Regions from separate parts of the Mus musculus genome. Here region 2 is linked to region 1. Evidence: chromatin loops called from intact Hi-C (ENCODE). Cell type or tissue: left cerebral cortex. All regions are shown on one strand.

Region 1 (8,000 bases):
TAATCTGATAGGATAACTGTTTAAATGGGGGGGGGGTGCCACGCAGAGGGTCAGACACATGGAAAGGCGTATGTTCTGTGATCAAGGCATATGTTCTGATGATCAAGGCAGAGACAGGAGTGGCACAGATACTGCAATAGGTACCAAAGGTCCATGGGCAGCACCAGGAGCTAGGCAGAGGCAGTAAAGGAGTTTCCAGAATTTTCAGAGAGTCTTGGCCTTGTGGATGCTTCCATTTCAGACGTCTGTCCTCCAGAGCTGTGAACAGTGTTAGAAAATAAATAGACATGCCTGGTCCACTCAATCAGCCTGGATGTTTGCTTCCAGATTCTTCCATCAGGGACTGCCTTCAGTAGCACGTTCCTCACAGTAAGTGCATGCGATGATGGGTGTGAAGAACCTACATCCTACTCCTTTAGTCTCAGCAATGGTATGGAGAGGAAGATTGCAGTGGGCACAGTATCTATGAGCAGAGACTCCCAGTCCTTCTGGATTTTATGCATTCATCCCCCCATTTAAGTAAACTCATTGCATCTGCATTAGCAATAAATATGATGTACATGTGCCCTCTATGATGGTAATTTCAAGCCAGCTGTCTTCAAAACACTATAAAGCCATGCCTGCGAGTAATTAAAATGGTTCTAGGATGGTTTCTCTAGGCATGGGGTAAGCTGACAAATGAGAGGCAGATAACTCTTGTGATGTTTGTATCACTGATGCTTTTGACTCTTGGATCCCACTTCTGATTGTGAGCATGCTGTTCAGTACTTCATCTGGAAAAAGTTACCTTTGTAATTATGTAGATAGATAAGCAAATAAAGTGTTTGCCTGTTTTATTTTCCAACACTAGAGGGCAGCATGGTTGCACTGTTTATTTCCTAGAGCCTCAACAAAGTTGTGTGTGTGTGTGTGTGTGTGTGTGTGTGTGTGTGTGTGTCTTTAAATGCAGGGGCTATTCATCACTTACATGACATTCATTTTCATACACAATGCTAAAGCATTACCCTTTGATGAGCTTTTATTCACATTTCAGGTTTGCTTTATTGTTCCTGACTGTAACAATTGTCCAGTTCTAAGCAGATGACTAGGTATGCCTGTGTTTTATAGTATTCGCTTAGATTGCACTTTTCAATTATGCTCCGGGGACGTAGAGGGGAGGTGGGCTGCTTGAACATCCAGGATGAGCAACTCACAGTGCGACTGAGCTTCCTATCAGATATGTCACACGTGTCAGCAAGAGCCGAAAACGGCGGCCAGGTATTCTGGCAGGTTCCAAGGAAAGAATTTATTTGAAGGTGTGGTGTAGAGATTCAATATTAGCAATAATAAGTACTGTTGTAGGTTACTATTATCCTAGAAGATTCAGCCTTACTTATGGTTTAGAAAACTTTTGAAAAGTAGATATTATTTTCTTCATTTTTAGGGATGGGAAGGAAGGCAGGAACTTGGCTCGTTCATCTCTTGACGTTCATCTCAGTGCAGCACCGGTGACCAAAAGACATGCTTTCCCCACTACTCCACACTGCCTCTCCACCATCAGTATAGGTCTGAATTCAATGACTGAATGAGACAGTAATGTGATTCATTCAAAAGTCCCCATCTTCTAATACATCGAGTTCATGGCTTTGGCTTCCCTAAGCATAATATGATGCATCACGTGTGCCGTATTTTATTACTGCATCCATGGGTGCACTACTTATGTCTTTTCTCAGGGCCTGGAATGCTGACCTCAAGAGAACTTTGCAGATGATCCCGGAAGACTGCTGTACCTTTTCAGAGCTACAGTCCCACTGTTCCCTTGAATCAAGAACTTGAGTGGGGTACTTGCTTGTAACTTTAATTTTTTTAAGATCTATTTTTAACGGTGGTTCTTAAACGATTTAAACTCCTTTCTAGCTCACCACCCTCCAGAGATAGTGGAAAAGAAAGGATACCCGGGAAGTGGACCTGTTTAAGAAGGGTTCTTTGGAGCAACTCCCGTCTGTATTGTTTGGAAATCCGCAGTTCAGTTCACAGGTCAGCAGCAGCAGCTTGATCCATTTGCAAACATTTCACAGATACACCAGCAGTCCAGCTTGGCAGAATTGGGTTAGCAACAGCAGTGATGTGATCTAGCAGAGATAGCCAGGCCTCCGCCTGGCACAAGTCAACAAGAGGGACCAGGAGGAACATCAGGAGAAGTTCTTGGCTGTGCCTCTCTCAGTAAAGATCAGTGCAGACTAGAGACCAACAAGGGTTGCACAAGCTAGCTCCATAAGCAAGCCTAGCTCTGCCTCTGTCACTGGTGGTTGAGTCCTCTTTATACGTCCTCCAAACCTCCTGTGTCCTCCATGAGTTTTGCCTCAGCATGTGAGTCTGTCTCAGCTGACATCACTTTCCCAATCAGCCTGAGTCCAAAGAAGTAGCAATAAACTGTAGCATACCACCAGAACTTTTTTGGTGTATTTCTCTGTATGGTATCCTGACAAATGCAGTTCAACTATGCAATGTAAGATGGACCAATACATGTGTGTTGTTAGCAAAGAATCCTTCATCACGTGTCCTTTCATGTGCTTGCTTTAGCAGAACATCCTCTCTCCTGTGTCTGCTTCAGTGAAACGTTCCTTCACGAGTCTGCCTTAGCCTTTCATGTGTATCCACTTTAATGAAACGTCCCTTCATGTGTTTGCCCCAGCAAAACACCATTCAACGTGAATGATTTTCCAAAAACCCTTTAAAGTTTCCACTTCAGATTTTAGTCTCTCATTACTGTTTTCTGGTTTTGGGGCATTGAACAAACTTCCTCAAACTCAAAATTGTCATCTTTAAGGGAAATAAAGGTAAAAATAAATGTTGTTTCTCAGGACTGTGAAGGATATATTTGTGTATATATGTGAATATGCATATATTTTACACACATGTACACTTACACAGAGAGATAGACAGATAAAGAGAGACAGGCACATACAGAGCAAGAGAGTGAGAGAGACAGACAGACAGATGGACAGACCGACTGACAGAAATATTTTGAGAATATTTTAAACAAAGTGCCCCCAAACTCCACTCAAAAGCCTTCTGCAACTTTGAGCAGTGTCCCCGGAGGCCACTAGGTGTCTCTAGAAAGCTTGAAGTTAGGGAAGAAGAAACCAAAAAAAAAAAAAAAAAAAAAAAAAAAATCTACTGAACAGACTTCACAAACTGAAGCTCTGTGAAATCATGGAGTCCTTGCAGTCACTCCTTCCTCACTCTGAGGGAAGCTTCCAGTTCAGAGCTGCCTGCACTTTTGATTTACCTAGTTATCTCAACTCAGCAAGCGTCGATTGGGTATTTGGATGCACTAGGGAAGTAGCTGCTGTTGTTAAGGGCATACAAAATATACCGTTACAGGCACTACAGACTGAGTGATGAGAAAAAGAGAGACTAATGTTTTGTCCCAAAGCTTCTCTGCCAAGATGGCATATGTAGAACATACCAGCCGTATGGAGAAAGTATAATGATTGCCAAGGAAAAATAAAGCCTGCAGGTTAGAGATTAGGGAGAGCCACTTTCTGGAGAGACACAGAAAGCTGCCTTCGAGGAGGTAAAAACTGAGCAGAGATCTAGATGAGGTAATTAATGAGCCACTGAGAGACTCACAAAAGTAAAAGGGACCAGAAAGTCAAGGGCTTTCAAATGAAGGAGTGTGCTTGACATGTTTGTAAAACAGAGAGGAGGTCAGGACAGTCCATGCCAACTGTAGGAGGTTTCTATATAATTCGCTGCCTCTTGAGAGATAATATTTATTATAAAATTATAATTTTATAGTTCTTCCTTAATCGGCATTCATAATCAGATTAATGATAGTAATTAGTACTTCCAGAGTACTTTGCTATCTGCTAGGTTCAACCCTACAACCTTGACAAGTAAATGTAACCGCTTGCTGTCGTTCAGAGACTTTAACAGCAGCTCTCTTTCGGCAACACCCACAGTGAGCTGGTTATGTGGTACTTTCATTTCCAAGTGCAGGTGCAGGGTCATCCCAGGGATGAAAATGCATAAGCATGCGGTGCGGCTCCTCGAGTCTCTAAGAGGGATTCTGTGTACTGTGCACCATGAAGGAAAGGCTTGGTTTCATTTAGGGAGGAGGATGACAGTGGAGGCAGAAAGAGCATCGACTTGCAGAAACAGAGGCATGGGAGCTCAGATGAGCACGGAGTACACAGGAATTGGTCTGCAGTTAGTTGTGACTGAGTGTCTGTAACAGACAATATCAGAGTTTGCCCCTTCTCTACTGCATAGGGAGGTCTGCTTCTGCAATGTCAGATGCCTTCCAGCGATGCCTGATTGGGCAGAGGTGGAAACTTGACCCAAATGTACTAAGGGACGTTTGCCTTATGGGAGTTATCTTAAACATAGACCGTGTGACTGGATAACATTTTCTCTTTCAAGCCTGGAGCAAGTACTGAGATTTGCTATTCCATGCAGGTACTCAAAGCAAGCAGGTTACCCACAGTGGATGTTCAAGAAGTCATTTGAGATACTCTGGAAACCGATTAGGGGGGATCCACTGAAATAGAAATCTAGAGCAAGGGAAGATAAGAACCAGACTGAAGTACTATAGGGTCTAAACAACAAACTGGGGCAGGAGGTCTGTAGGTTCTATTTCAATTGGTTTCCACTTCTTTTGCCTCAGCCAAGTTTTTAATTGGGTTCTACATTTCCAATAAATGTATTTAATTCAAAGCCACATGATAGGCTAGTCAGCCATTTAAAGCCATATTTTTAAATAATATTCACTGCTATGAAAATGTGTCAAGACTATATCACTCTTAAGTTAAAATAAGCTGTAAAATGTTATGATAATACCAGGAATTTCAAAATTCAGGAGAGTGCTCTAGAGCCCAGAGAGGGCAGAGTACTGACTTAGGATATGATACAGAAGTGTCTTGGAACCAGAGGCAGCCCAGGGTAAGGTATCTAGGGAGGGAGAGCCATAGTAGACAGCCATGGGGGAGGGTTCAGTCAAAGATGTATTGACCTAATGCTTGTTGTTGCAGATAGCAGTGGACCCTTAGAGGAAGCCAAGAGACAACTTGTAGCTATAAATAGCATTCCCACAGAGGAAAATGACATCTCGGCCCTTCCACAACTTAGTCATCTCTTGAACATTGTACAAAGAAAAGTGACCCAAACAACAACAGCAAAAAAAACCTCAACAAACAAACTAACTTGAGAAGTGCATGTCCTACAGCAAAAACAACAACAGGAAAAATGGAGACAAGGCATTGCCAGAAATTAGTAACCTCACAAGTTTCCATTGTGTTCTGTTCAGATGAGCTCACTCTTAAAGGGACAGTCTTACATAATTTTCTACAAATTATAAATGTATGTGCTATATTTTTTAGTAGGGGCATAGAAGATAAGACATGAAGTTTCTATACTTTTATTTAGAGATAGGCTTTGGAAGGTGAGCAGGGAAACCTGGAGGAATGAGAACAGCCGGGGCAACGTGAATTGATGCTTGCTCAGAAAGTAAAGGTATCCTAGCCCTCTGCAGAACAGGGAGAACAAAGCTTTGACTGTCCAATTAATTAGATCAGCATTGCCTGATCTGTGGTTACAAGACTTAAGAGAGATTGGTGCGGGATCTTTTCTCAAAGAGTCACAAAGCATGTACTGTTGTCAGAGTGAACGCAGTGCAAAGGGATGCCTCTTTGGGATAAACACAGACACATTTTATAAAGAAAAAACAAATCACATTACCCACTTTCACAGGCCTAAAAACAAAATGGTGATGAACAGTTCCAAGGACATGATTGGGCCTCTTCTCTTCTCTTCTCTTCTCTTCTCTTCTCTTCTCTTCTCTTCTCTTCTCTTCTCTTCTCTTCTCTTCTCCTCTCCTCTCCTCTCCTCTCCTCTCCTCTCCTCTCCTCTCCTCTCCTCTCCTCTCCTCTTCTCTTCTCTTCTCTTTTCTTCATTCCTTTTTTTAAAAAATTGAATGTCCCTTTCTCCCAGAAGTCTAAAATTCAATATGTTTACAGAGTTTATCTGGCAAGAAAAATTTTAACAATGGAAGTTGTGAGTTACACTGGTCCCCAAGTACTGAATCAAGCTTTCCACAAACACATTTCCACTAGGCCACAGGTGCATCTTATGTACTTGTTACCCCGGGATTTAATACAGTTCCCAACACAAGAGGCGTGTATCAGGAGTGCACACACTTGACAGGGAAAGACACTTTCTTGCCTGGGTGTCTCTTGTCTGTTTGTGGACAGAATGGCCTGATGGGATGAGGTTTGAGCTGAGAGTCTGTGATCTGGGCTCTAGCCACAGATGTTCTGTCGGCAGTCTCTGCTTCTCCTTTGTGTGGCTCTATGTACTTACTTATTTACATCCTTGTTTATTTATTGTATGCATGTGCATGCCACAGCAGGTCCAAAGACAACTTTAGGGAATTGGTTCTCTACCATGTGGGTTCCTAGGATTGTACTCATCGCCTAGAATAATGACCTTTGAGGTATGGGAAGTTGCTCTTGTTAGAGAAGCCTCTAGTCACTATCTGATTCTTAGATGAGACAGAGGGATTTAGAAGGACAAAATTAATAATTTTCATTTCATTGTTGTTATGGTTTGAGTATGTAACGTTTATCACAGATTTGTACAATAACTATTAGACCCTGATTTGGGAAATTGCAGAATGTCTACTAGCTGGAAGATATGATAAATAGCACTAAAAACACACTTATGGATTTTAAATGGTATAAAATAGGTTGTTGTTTTTTTTCTTTAGATTTTAATGGCATCGTAAGTAAGCTTCACATTACACTTTAGATATTTATTAACATTCCATTTATACATTATATTTTATAAACAACCATAATTTTTAGTGTATCACAGTGAACTGACCTTGGAAAGAATATTTTGATAATACATGAGTCAAGTATCCAATCTATATTTACCTTTTACATGACATTATTAAATGCTGTTACCAAGTTTTAATTAAAAAGTAATTATATGAAAATATGTATTGTTAGAGCTTGTCACAATATAGCTGTTTTTATTGCATTAATCTTACAGTGTGGACACAAAATGATATTTTTAAATACCTTATCTAGTTTTAGCTGAGCAGTGTCTCCAAAGAATGGTCTACAATAGCCATACGTTTAGTTTAGAATGAGTGAATTTATTAATCCAATAGAAAGCCAGAATTTAGAAAAAGAGAGCAAATAGATGGATAGATGGATAAATTGATATAAAAAAAAATCATCAAATTGTGTGTTTGAACCATCCAATCGAAATTAATTAGGGCAGCTCTGTCGAAGCAGTCAGTTGCAGCAACTTAAAGAGAGATTACTGGGCAGAGCAAATGTCCCCTTCAGTGAGACTTCCAAATAAAAGAGCAAATAACAGCAGAGATGATGTCACCAAATCAGTTGCTTACATTATCCAGCATAATTGTACAGGGGAAGCTAAAGCCACCAGCTGAAGATCCTGAATAAACCTCTCCATGGCTAAGCTAGCTTCCCATGGTTATCTTCTAGGTTCTCTTTACCAGGGCAGGTATCACTGTGCAGGCTTAAACAATGGTGTGACCTCTGTTGGAAATGTGTCACCTTCTAGTTTTTCTCAAAGACACAGTGCTTTAACTCATGGCTACTTGCTATTCTCTTCCCTTCTTGACACAGAGTTAAAGAGAATCCTTACACACATGAGCCTTGGAAGACACTATGATATAAGCATGTTTGTAGCTGAAACAGCAGGATAGATGACCCTATTTCCAGAGCCAGCTTCTCAGTGAGCTCAAAGAACACATGGCAGTTTACCAATACAGGAAATCTTACAACTTCCTATCTTTCCAGTGCATATACAAGGGGACGTTCATGGTGTTGTAACAAGCAGTTCCAGTCTCATAGACACTTATTACATTATAGATTTTCTTCTTGCTCCCACTATACATTCTTCTTGAGTATGCATGACATAGAGCATAAAATTCATTAGGACAAAGCAAGTCTTAGTTACATATATTAAGATGTAATGTAATG
Region 2 (8,000 bases), 430 kb after region 1:
TAGAGCACTCTTGGATTTTGGCTGGAATTATTTCTCATCCTTCAATATACATACTTTACCAAAAAGTCAAGAGTTGTTGCTACCTCCCACTAGTTTGGTCCAGTCAACATAATGCCAACAGTATAATATACTACTGTGATTAAAAAAAAAAAAGCACTCAATATCCCTGTGAACCAAGTATAACACAGGCTGGAGAATTAATATCACCTCAAGGTAAACCGATAAAGATGTACTGCTGGCCTTGGTAAATGAAAGAAAATTGTTTGGTGGTTCTTATGGACAAATATGGAGAAAAATACATTTGAAAGATGTTGAATAAAGGCACACAGGTACCAGAAGATATGGTAATCTGCTCAAATAGTGAAACCACATCTGGTGCAGCAACTGTAATCAGAGTCATTACTTGATAATCAGCTGTCATTCTCCATGACCTATTGGTCTTCCACTCAGGCCTTACAGGAGAGCTAAAAGGAGGTCCAGTGGAAATTACCATCCCTCCATCTTTCAAGGCCTTGCTGGTGACATTAATCTCTAAAATCCTTCCAGGGATGCAAGATTTTTTTTGTGTTCGTTATCTTCCATGTAAAGGGAAGGTCTAATGTTTTCCATTGACTTTCAACTCTTATTTCACAGGTGGATGAACCAATGTGCATTTTCTGATATTTTTTATCACTAGTATGCAGTCTATACTGGAGAAGTAGCCACAGACTGAGTTTGGGGACATACCATGAATCTGATGTTCTCTGAGGTTCCATTGATCATTTGACCTCCATAAGCCCTACCTGGAGGACCTTTTTGTGGTGTTCCAGAATCAATGCCCATGCAGAGCTCATGTTCAACAGGTTCCCAAAGGTCTTATTTATTTTCCACACAGTTACTCTAGAAAAATACTGTATGGCTCTTTACTTTTAAAAGGGTTGTAATAAAACTTATAGTAATTGCAGCAAGGTCCCTCTTGAAAAAGACATGCCATACTCTTTATTTGAATGGTTTTGAGTCTGTAAACTTGTCCAAATCAGGAAATTTATTGATGGGCCATGATTTTTCTTTTGCTATAATTCGGGATAACTTTTGTTATTCACCCATTCTGGAATTTTCTACTTCTGCAGATCAAGCAAGGACTAACTTAGTATCCTTCATATCTATTTCATTTCTCAGAGCACTGTGACTAACTAATGCCAAAGGTATACATATGTCAAACCATTATAAACATGACTTTGCCTGTGTTGTAACATTCACACTGCCAACTCAGCCCTTGCTAATCTAGGTTCCTAATCATGCCATGATATTTTAATTATTGAAATAGGCAGCTGCAGCACCCCACTAGAAATGTCTGGCATACACCAAAAGTATTAAGCAGTAGTAATGAGCTCTTTAGATACAGCCTGGTACTCATCTTATGAGTTTCTTTTTTTTTCTTTTCAACACTGCTTATGCTATAACATTATCAATTTCTTCTATTCTTTTTGGTGTGGGTATGTTGTGTAACATTTTCCTCTAAGATTGAAACATTCCATCCTGCAAGAGACTTCCTTAAGGCAGAAGACAAACAACTAAATACAGTTTAGGAAGTCCCTAAAACTGACTGGGTTCACTAGGCCCTTCCTTCTCAGAGTAAGGAATAGAAACTGTTGAAAGTCACTGTCAGACAATCGAAGCCACAAGGAAGACTCTGAGATCAGACTGGATACCTAGAAGAAGCAGAAACTAGCCATGCTGCCTGGAAGAGGTTTAGACCAATGGAGTCACTTGGTAAGAACACTCTCCAGTCTTTTGAGCTGCCTACATCTATGCAATGTGATCCAGATCCCCAGTATTCCTGAGTTGTTACCCATCCTCGGATAGGCTTTGGTGACACTGCTGTTTTTGAGTTATTTCTGCTCCTGTAAGTACCCCCCATATTCCTATAAGTAATCATAGTAAAACTTAGTTCACAAAGTTGGACTTTGCTGATATCTATACTTTCTTTGTCATGGGCTTCCTGTCTATGATGAGTAGATGTGTGTTGGTCTTCTAGAAAAAAAGTTTTGTCATACAATGTGCATGATTGGGGGGAGGGCTATTATTCCTCAGCAACTTTGCTATTTAAGAGAAAGTCTTTTGGTTGGCCTAGAACTCATCGATTAGTATAGGATGACTGGTCAGTACACTTCTGGGATCTGCCTGTCTCCACTTCCCCAGTGCTAAGATTGTAAGTTGCATGCCGTGGCACACATAAATATAGTTTCCGGTGATTAAACAATGAATGCTTCCATGCTAAGTGCTTTCCTGAGTGACCTGTCTCCCAGCCCACAAATCTGTTTTCTATCCTTTTATCAACAAGACATCTTTTGGGCCCTCGTACTGTGGAAAATAGGCTTCAAATAGCAAATCCTGTCCATCATTCTATCGTTTCTGAGCCTTTGAATCCCATGATCAACCTTAAGCCAAGACATGTCAGTCATGCTCAATTCTTTCATAGTACCCGTCTTTTGATGCAGTCTTTAAGTCAAACATATAAACTCTTAGCCCCTTTTAAAACTATGTCTGCTGCATCAGTAAAACTGGAACTCTCTGCTCACTGCTCATGTATCAACAAACTGATCCAGCCTGTGTTTCTTCCATCATCCTCCCACGTGCTTGATACTCATTCCCACAAATATTCTCCACATGTCTGTTTGTGTGAATTAAAAAAGTCAAGTTCTTTAAGGGTATAATGCATCTCCTCATTGGTTGCACTCTGTTCCTTACTTCTAGGGTCCCAGTGAGCTCTAGGTCTGGTTGTAGGTCTAATACTATAACCAAACCTAGGTTATAGGTCTAGAGGTAAAGGTGAGTGGTGAAAATGGGCCCTTGATGTGTCATAAGCACTTTCAGGCAACAAACAAACGTGACTTTAGTCTCTGGGTGGTGTCAGCACCTCCAGGAAGCCTTTCAAACCAGCCAGCATTAGGCTTCTTCCGACTTGTCCTAGTATTTTATCCCTTTTACTCTCAAAACAGTTGTGGATAAACTGGTAGCCTTCCAATTATACATTTGCCTCTCATCTCCCGAGATTTTATTACAGACCTCTCTATGTCCCCAGAGTCAGCACATAATGAACTCTCAGAACATACTTGATAGTTTCCCATCATCTTCTCACTTGCTCTCTGCCCCCTTCTCTGTGCATTTTGTTCCTGCCTCTGTGCACAGCCTGCCCTAGCGTGGTGAGTTCTCACTCAAGGGCCTTGACATTCAGGATCTGTCTGCGTACTTCCTCTTGCTCTCTGTAAGAAGACCGTATTTTCTTCTCTATAATTACACCTAGTCCCATGTAATCTCTGGGTCTCTCCAGTCCTTCCCCAAAAGCGCTTGCCTGGCGTGGTGACTTGATTTGGGTCAAGAAGCCACAGTTAATAGTGACAGCAAGAAGACAGAACCAAAAAGAGCAAACGAAGAAGGGTTTCAGGTGAGCACGAAGCCACAGATTGCTGATTTTAGGCTGGTCTGGAACCCCACAGCCTCATGGTATGCCTGTGAGCAGGCAAGAGAGAAAAATTCAGCCATGTAGCTAGGGAGCTTAGAACTACAAAAGTAAGAGCTGGAGGGGGCAGCAGGGAAACTGAGCTGCATAGCTTGCTTAAGTCTTCTTCTAATGAACAATTACTTTTCCAAGAAGAAAACTAGAACAGACCCCACCCCAACATAGAAGAACTGAATTTCAAAATAAATGAAAGACGTGGTTTTGCTTTCATTCCCCTTTCACATACTTGTCATCCAACCACTAACTCACATACCCACACCTCCACACCACACTCACATAACACACACATATACACATATACAACACACACACACCTCCATATACCCATACCATACTCGCATACCATACATATATACACATATACAACACATGTACACACACAGAGACACAGACATCCATACACCCACACCATACTCACATACAAAACACATTCATTACACATCCAGACACACGCTCACATACCACTGCCACCACTAACATCCCACCTTGATGCTTAGAATGGTCTCTGAAGATTTCTTGGCTTGTTGATAGTCAAGTTTGAATATTTCTACTTAAGAAAAATCATGCATGAGTTTATTAAGAATGGACCCAAATCTGAGAGTCACTGGTTTCCTTGTTTTCTAATAATTAATTTATACTACCACCCTGGTCAAAACCGAGAAAACTTATTCTATAGATACGTCTGTCTTCCTAGTGTCAGGGCTGATAAACCACCTCAGTGTGGACCTGACTTTAGGAGGCATGTCACTGCAAAACTTTGAAAATGGATCTAACTTTGCTCAGAAAGGAGAAACTGTATAGCATCCACACTGAGGTTGTTTGTAAAAATTAAGACCAAAGTGAACCTGCTTGGCAGGCCGGAAAGGAAGCCCTTGTTTCTGTGTGCATGAGTGGTTTTACACCACCATCCAGTGGCAGAAAAGCAATATTGCACCTAAAAATGGTTCTTGTGTCCTGTCTTTATTTTTAATTCTGTCTTCAGTTCCGAGAAGACAGATTCTTCTCCTTCCTTCTTCTATGACCCACAGTGACCTCATCATCTCAGAGTCTTAAAACGTACAGACTTAAAGCCTAGTGTCTGTATGTGAGTATTTTTTGAGGGGGGAGAGAGCTTTGAAAAACCTTCCTGGATGATGAACCCCCAGTTGACAGCAGTCTGAGAAAGCTAATTCCTGAGTGCTAATTCTGGCTCTTCATTTTACCTTCTGTTGTTATTTTTCTTTTGTTTTTTTTCTTTATCTGGCAGTCGAGATCAGACCCAGAGCTATGGACATGCAAGGCAAGCACTCTACTCACTGAGCTGCATCCTCAGATTTGGAGTGTTGGGGATCAAGGTGTTGCTATGTGACTCAGTCTGGCACTGACCTCATTATGCATCCCAAGCTGACCTCAACCTGGCAATCTTCCTGCCTGGACCTCCCAATACTAAGATTATAGGCAAATAACCCACATACTGTTGGAGAAAACATCAGTGATTAAAAAGCACAAAGTATGGTGCCTGAAGAGAAACCATATGTCCAAGTCCAGAACAGCAGACAATAAGCCAAACTTCTTTACTTCCTCTTTATTATGATTCTATTTTCTAAGTGGCAACCACACTTGCGATGGGTGAGATTATGTTTTGTTCCTAAAACGCGGAGAAGGCGCCCTTGCCTGTCACCCTGGGTGACCTGTACGGGCCACACAGCCAGCTGTTAAGACAGCTTCCTCTTTGATGTCGCCTTTGGATGTGTTTCTGACTCTAATTCACAAACTTCCAGATTAAACTGAGAAAAAAAAAATGTCTTGCTTTCCAGTACAAAGTTCTAATCATGTCTTTGTTTTTCAATTGCTGAAGTAATTTGGAATAAGTATTCATTGTTTATAATGGAAGTGTTATTTTATCCCTAGCCTTTGTTTCTCTTACTGGAAAAATAGAGTGTGGAGGGAATGGCCTTAGAGAACTAGAAGGTGTCTTACCCTTCTAGAACATGGAGGCAAAATTCCTTAGGATTCTAGACTATCAAAATCCTTAACCTTTAACTTGTCAAAGGTACACACACACACACACACACACACACATATATATATATCAACTTCTGGGAGAATGGTATATGAGGAAAAGGGTGTATTTTATAGGACCTTCCAGGTGAAATATCATCAAATGAATAGTTATGTTAATATAATAGACATGATTTTAGTGTATTGATGCATTTGTGGGAGTGAAGGAAAATAAATCTATGAACTAAATAGTGACAGTTACAGACTAATGCATTGTGAGTTATCAGTGAGCCTGAGGAGGCTTGACTGCCTGGAACTAAGTATTGATGTCACTCTGCAATTGCCACCCAACTAGGGTTTTAGATCATACAACTTAGATCCAATAGTGTAGTCAACAGCTTAATTAAATAAACACAAGAAATACAGAGAGAAAGAAATGAAAATCTGGACAATCTCAAAACCCACAGATATGAGAATGTCCTGATAAAGAGTTCAAAAGTCATGTGTAAAAGAGTAAAAGAGATTAAAAAAAAAAGAGTAGATAATACTAGCAAAAAAAAAAAAAAAGACAAGAAAAATATAAAAACATCAAGGCAAATTCTAGAAAGAGCTACATAAAACTTATAGATTACAAATACAAATAAATGAATGAGCCAACAGAGAGAGCAGAGCTGAAGACACAATTATAGAATTGGAAAGCAACTTAAAGGAGCTACCTCTCACAAAGCTCAAGTGGTATAGGGATGAGATAAACTCTCTCTGGGCCCTCCAAAGGCTCAAAGATGGAGTCTATGAAATATATTGACACTGAATTATGTGACTTATAGATGTGAGTGTGGGGATTATAAGACTCAAGGAATTCCCAGCCTGACTGAAGTTTTTAAAAAGGTTTCTAGTTACAAAACAGAGTGGGCTTAGGCATTCTAGCAGAGAAATAGCTACAAGTTATGCAAGTGCACGATGAGGAAGTGGGAATGCTGAAGATTGCCTTGCCGTGCAGAAGTCTCTTGGGCAACCAACCCTGTTTTGGAGAAGCCCTGGGATGTAACCTGTAACAATGTAGCATTGGCCTTCTTTTGTGAATCCATCTTCTTTTGTGGGTAGGATTTTAAAGAGGGATTATATGGAGACCATGCTCCCTTTGCAGAGAGTTATTTTTGGGCAGATCTTCAGAGAAGGCTTTTTCTTCTGATTCGGCTCCCTTTGAGTGATGGACAGGAAAGTTAGGGGGGGGGGTCAGAGAGACTATAATCATTCTTTACTCAAAGCACTTATTATGTCCAAGTGCATACTTTGATGTGTGCACTCGATACTCTGCACATTAGGGGGACCAATAATTGTATGTATGAATATATGACTTAGAGGCATAGATGGAGGGAACAAATATGAGCATTGTTAGAGTCCCGTCAGAGGAAGCTGGTTGCACACATGCAAAGGGACAAAGTGATGTGGGGGTTAAGAAGGTAACTTCTCAACAATGAGCTTGCATGAGGAATGTAAGGGTGAGGACAGCGGAACTCTGAGTTTGATGAATTATGTCCTTATCTTTACAGCAGATCCCAGGAAACCTGGGACTCACCAAACAACAGAAAAATATAAGAATATAGATCTGTGGATGTGTTTAAAAGGTAGAAGTTGTTAGACTGGCCTTTGGAGGGAGCAAGAGACATGGAAAGAATATAGTCCATAGCGGTGGGCTCTGGCATGTCAGATTATGGGTCCCTGGTACATTTTCCTTTTTTTGTTTGCAAAGCTCTACATAAACAGCTGTTAGTGTACACTGTGTAGGGTCATATAAATTTTATGTACCTTCTTAGGACCTTCAGATGAGTTACGAATCAAAATAAACATAAAACAGCTTGAAAGAAGAAACCCAAATTACACACACAGCAGTGCCATCTAAGCATGAGACTCAGTCTGGAGGCGGCGGCGTCAGGCTGTATATGCATATTGAGTGTATGTTTGGGATAAGAACATATGTGGTGAATAAAGACTGGCATGTTAGCAGCTAAGAGTCTCTAAAGTGATAAACACCCTTTGAGGAGCAGTTCTTCTCAGCAGAGGGACCTGTAATTAGAAGAATCTCCTTTATAAATGTGAAGTCACCTTACTACCACTACATCTATAATTTCTTACAATAACTACCTAGCAATATATCAATGAGTACTTTCAGGGGCAATAAATCCTGAGCTACCATGGTTTCCTAAAAGTACTATAACAAAATGCCACAAGCTGGATAGCTTAAAATGATAGAAAGTTATGGTATTATGTTGAAACTAGAAGCCAAGTTATGAACAGACCATATTCTTCCCTGTAAGCCATAGAGAATATTAAATTCTGTGTGCTTTTCCTGGTTTCCAACATTACTGGAAATTTCTACCACTCTGACCGCTGCCTTCATCATCGTGTGGCTTTTTCTCCCTGTGAGCTTGCGGCTGTGCCTCAGCTCCTCTTGAAGGGCAGGAGTCATGTGGGGGTGCATCTTACTTCTTAATATCTGCATTTTAACAAATTACAT

What was found. A loop is a pair of places that touch in the nucleus more often than their neighbours do. Peaks named below come from ENCODE experiments on the same cell type or tissue, not always from the same donor. Only the 100,000 strongest peaks of a DNase experiment are listed, where the experiment ranks them.
Region 2: a loop joins it to region 1, with 7 times the contacts of the local background. A loop is called at or near these places in 38 of 42 quality-filtered maps.

Annotation. Positions count from the first base shown.
Region 1 is chr4:102,226,030-102,234,029 of GRCm38, forward strand. It overlaps a transcript of Pde4b not described here. Among named protein-coding and RNA genes, the nearest start is that of Pde4b, 25 kb to the right of the region's middle. In left cerebral cortex, CTCF peaks have their summits at 815 (motif pointing right) and 3,074 (motif pointing right); DNase peaks (open chromatin) are centred at 338, 830, 3,104, 3,343 and 1 more place; H3K27ac peaks cover 1,609 bases.
Region 2 is chr4:102,652,310-102,660,309 of GRCm38, forward strand. No RefSeq gene overlaps it. Among named protein-coding and RNA genes, the nearest start is that of Gm24869, 81 kb to the right of the region's middle. In left cerebral cortex, a CTCF peak has its summit at 4,406 (motif pointing left); a DNase peak (open chromatin) is centred at 4,397.